Linked DNA regions of Homo sapiens: region 1 is linked to region 2. Evidence: read pairs that join two places in POLR2A ChIA-PET (ENCODE). Cell type or tissue: K562. All regions are shown on one strand.

Region 1 (2,500 bases), 60 kb before region 2:
TCACAGAATTTCTTTGAAAGTCAGTTTCCTTATCTATAAAATAGATGATATAGGCCCTCTCAGAATGCAATACTGTTGTATTATTTCTTGTTTTGTTTTTTTTTGTTGTTGTTGTTTGTTTGTTTGTTTTTTACACTGAGGCATGGTCTCTCTGTGTTACCCAGGCTGGAGTACAGTGGCTATTCTCAGTTACAATCACAGCTCACTGTAGCCTTAAACTCTTAGCTCAAGCAATCCTCCTGCCTTAGCCTCCTGAGTAGCTGGGACTATAGGCATGTGCCACTATACTCAGCTTAGACTGCTATTTTTAATCTTAAATTGGCTGTTATATAAGCAGGTCTTACCTTATATACAAACTTCTTAAAGGCTGAGCTATTTTACAATAGCTAAATACAATAGCACCAAGTTGAGTCCTAAGCATATAAAAGAACATGGATATTTTTTGAATGGATCTGAATTTTACATATATATAATAATTGTGTCATTTACTATTTTAAAAACATTATGTGATTACATTTTCAGCATATAAGCTAATGACATTAATCTAGGCATAACATCTAACAAAGAAATGGTAAGCAGTGGCAACATAAACACAATTTATATCCTAATTCATAGGACTTTATTTTTATTCCTGAAAAACCATTAAACATTGGTCAAACTTTAGTGGTGACATCAAATATGTGTATAGTGATACTTTATATCCAGTCATTGCTTAGTTCCAATATGCAAAAGAAAAAACCAGGAAATTTTAAAGTAACTGTCCCAGAAAACAGCTGTGTAACTATAAAATTATCTCAGAAACACAGAACTTCATGAGTATCAAATTTGTTAAAAATATACATTTCAACAAATAACAAAGAGCCAGCCACTGAGCTACATGCTAGAGATGCAACGAGCTTTACACTCTAGTGGGGGTCACTAGTAGCTACAGTATAATGTGATAAGTACTGTGGCAGAAGTATACAAAGCTTCTCAGGAAACAGGGAAGGTAAGTCCCTAACTGCAAGAAAGTGTGTGGAATGGTTTTCCAAGTGATCCAATGCCTAAACTGAATGTAAAGAAGAGCTGGAGTTTTCCACACTGTGAAGCCATTTAGATGGAGAGTGTCCTGTAGAGAAACCAGAAGACGCAATGGCCCTGCACTGACACTGCAGTACTGAGGCACTGGTAAAGCACAGCACCTTGGTAAACTGTAAGCATGGCAACCCAGCTAGAACACAGAGCTGGAGCAGGGTGTGCCCAAGTGTGAAAAACGGGATGCGGGTGAGGAGAGTGGACTTTATACAGCTGGTGAGAGGGAGTCAATGAAGGTATGTTAACAAAGGAGCAATAGTTGTTATTTCAGAAAGATCACTCTGGCAGTAGTGTAATGAAGGGATAGATGATTGGGAAAGACTGGGAGTAAAGAGGTTACAAAGTCTAGGTTAGAAATAATAAAGGTCTAAAATTGAAGGAAACATAGGGTAGGATAGGAATTAATTTGCATGCTAATGAAAAGGTGGACTCGGGGAACTTAGTGGATGATTAGATATGAAACATGAAAGAAGAGTAAGAGATAACTTCTAGGTTATGATTTGACAGAAATATTTAAGGGGTGATACCATTAGATGCCATTCCTTCCTATTCATATAACTCTCATAATTCAGAACACCCACTTCACAGTAGGTCTTTCCATCAAATTACTGTCAAATTATTTTAAGGTTATTTCTAGATATTCTGTTTTTTATTGCTCTCCTGAATGAGATCTTTTTTCTGTCACAGCTTCTTATTGGAGATGATTATATAACACAATTTTTGGCTTTGGGATGTTTATCTTTTAACTAGATCTTCTGCTAAATTTTCTTATTAATTCCAAATGTTTTTTAATTAAACCTTTTGTCTAGGTAGATAATTCTATCATTTCCAAATAGTGATAATTTCATTTCTTCCTTTCAGATAGTTATAATTCTTATTTCTAAGTCATATAATATGACATTGTCCAAAACTTCTAGAAGAACATTAAATAATAATGGTGATAGCAGCCATCTTTGTTTTCTTCCTGATCTTAGGGGAGATGATTCCAATATTTCACAATTCAGTATGATTCCTTCTGTTGACATGACATAGATAATTTTATCCTGTTAAGGATACTATTCTCCTTTGTTACTGGTTTTAAAAAATTTGGAATCAATGCTAAATTGTATCAAATTCTTTTTGTTCCACATGATTTTTAGTAAGGTTTTCACACCTGTATCCCAGATTTTTGTAGAAAAGTCAACATTTAAAATATTTAAAATTTGAATGAAAAGGCAATAAATGCATGTTGGGGAGGAAGGAAAGACACACAGCTCCTGATTCAATCAGACTTTGATCACAGAGCAAGGATGGGATTCTTATAGCACCTAGCATAGTAGGCATTCAATAAATGAACCAATATTGATTTCTCTTTGAGATGACATCTAGTTTCACATTCCATTTTTGTTTGAGCTTATCAAACAAAATCAAATACAAGAAATTTTAA
Region 2 (2,500 bases):
AACCCACTTTTCTCTGGGGATACCATCCTCTGCTTCTGTGACCATTTGCCTCCAGGATCGTGGCTAATACAGAATTATTTCAAATAACTTCTAAAGGTTCCTTTCTCTTTAGGAAGCAGAAATTCACTGCCAAATACACTGCTTCCATTCACAAGATTATTTATGGCACTGATAATTAAATTCCAGTCACGTGACTAAGGAAGCCTGGGTTGAGAGGGGAAAGAACCCAACCGTAATTTCTAGAAAGATCCATAAATTACTGCTTTTCTCCCCTGAGGTTGAAGTCCTTGGAGCTCTATGGATTCTTCCTTAGCACTGACTCTAAGTTTGGAATCATCACAGAAATTCCTTTCTCTGCACTCAGTGACAAAGCTCTTAAGGTAAACTCTTTGAAATTACTCTTTGTATCAGCCCCTGAGGATTTCTAAGGGGTGCACAGGAAATCCCGTTTTTCAAGGACCAAATGCTGCTGTCTCTAGGCAAGCACACAGTTCCTATAAGTACAGAAGATGAGAATTAAGGGTACAACCTTATGACAATCTGTGCTCTCTTTCCCCCAACAAAGGCACACACCATCACATCCACACCCACACAGGTATAGCACCATAGGAATGATAGCCACAGGGAGGAGGATTCTCTTATTCGTCCTCAGATTAGATCAGCAGGCCATTTTCTCCATTTCTTCAAGAAAGACCTACCAAAAACCTTTCCTAAATAAGGAAACTTCTCCTCTTCTCAAATCCTATATTCAATGTTTTAACAAAGATGAGGCTTTAATGAGTCAACGTAGTATGCATTATAGATAACAGTTATCTGTTATTATCACTTGGCTCAACCAGAGAAAAAAATGTCACCACATTTACTTGATTACTTTCAAAATATTTCATAATTATGTTTAAAATAAAAATACAATGAATAATGGCAGTCTAGAAGGAACATTAAACATTTTTTTCTCTAAGAAATACCTTCTAAAATATATCACATTTCGATTTGCTCGGCTTTTTATTTCAAGTAGATGGGTTAAACATCATCATCCTATTGTAATACTTTTTTTAGCCTGGAATAATTTTAGCATTTTAGAATTTTTCCACAGTCCTTTTTATTTAATGGTTTCAGAGAATATAATAAACACCATTTGATAAAAGATTGGGAATAAAAGAAACTGAGAGTGTAAATAAATCTTCCAAGGTTACATAGCCAATCTGGTATCCATTTTAAGGCTTTATACTAAGTATTAACACAAGCAGCCGTGTAGGCATGCCTACATAAACACACACACACACACATGCCACAGAGCAAAGGCAAACACTGCATTAGCAAGTTAGACATTATTCTCTATAAACTTTCTGCCCTTTTCTATTTAAGAAAGAATGTCTCTTTTTTTTTTATGAAACTGAAACAGTTCATTACTGTTTAAAACAACAACAAAGTCTGCTTCTTTAGAAGCTTATCAAGACCAAACACCTTTGTGGGTGCACCATCACTGATGTTGGCACAGCTTTGTGATAAGTGTCCAGCCGTTAAAAAGGCAGGGACACTAATTTTTGCTCAGTTCAGACCCTCTTCTAAAGTTCCAAGGTAAAGAAATGCTTCCTACTATACACCACGAAGAATGCAATTTTGTAGGAAAGTTCAAAATGTTACTGATAGTTATCTTTGTCATTTAGATGGCAAAAAAAGGTCTGGGGGTGTGGGGGAGGGCATATTCCCAGGCAAGAGTTCAAGTTTGGTTACAGTCCTAAGCATCCAGAAATCCTACACAGGCTAGAGTACAGGGAAATGCCAAATGCTATGACTCGACTGTGAGCACCTCCCAAGGCTATTTATTAGCAAGCTGGATTTCTGGGCCTATCCTAACAATGTAGGTCTTGTCCATAATTTGCCCAAGAGCCCTACAGCGTCTTGAAGGTCAGCTCAAGTTCACAGGCATTCCTCCTCCCCCATCGAGGTAAAAGGAAGTTCTAGAAAATGCTGTGGATCAGAGCAGCTGTGAACCTGTCCAAATGCCACTGACATTTTAGAAATCTTTCAGGGAGACAGGTGTGAGATTCATTCACTTAACCTCTGGGGTCAAGGATGCCTTTGGGAACTTGATGAAAGCCACAGCTGATGGTGTCCAGAGGTTGCAGTCAGACAGTTGTCTATGCATGAGGATCTCCAGGGTAGCTCTATATAGCCAGATGAGGAGGCCAACACAGTGCCTACAGGTACTCAATAAAATTGACTGCCTGACCTGTGCTAATTTACCATGCCTTCCAAACAACAAATGCCCAACGACTACATGGTAGGGGTAATGGGAAAAATCTTCCTTTCTGTACCACCAAAAATCACAATATAATGGCAAATAGAACAAATAACATTACTTTTATTTAAATACCAAAGAAGAAAGCTAAAAATCTTTGCTGTTCAAATTCAATCAGAAGAAAACTGGTTTACTCAACTAATATGGCTCAATGACCATTTCTTGAGCAGCTACTATGTGCAAGAAGCCAGGATTCAC

Evidence for each region. ChIA-PET counts read pairs that join two places held together with the same protein. Peaks named below come from ENCODE experiments on the same cell type or tissue, not always from the same donor. Only the 100,000 strongest peaks of a DNase experiment are listed, where the experiment ranks them.
Region 1: POLR2A ChIA-PET joins it to region 2 with 5 read pairs; 2 of 35 experiments call an interaction of 5 or more read pairs at or near these places.

The regions. Positions count from the first base shown.
Region 1 is chr1:61,229,477-61,231,976 of GRCh38, reverse strand. The region is part of intron 2 of NFIA (nuclear factor I A); the gene reads right to left. Among named protein-coding and RNA genes, the nearest start is that of NFIA-AS1, 23 kb to the left of the region's middle. In K562, no CTCF peak of the experiment used is centred here; no DNase peak of the experiment used is centred here.
Region 2 is chr1:61,169,800-61,172,299 of GRCh38, reverse strand. The region is part of intron 2 of NFIA (nuclear factor I A); the gene reads right to left. Among named protein-coding and RNA genes, the nearest start is that of NFIA-AS1, 82 kb to the left of the region's middle. In K562, no CTCF peak of the experiment used is centred here; a DNase peak (open chromatin) is centred at 1,479.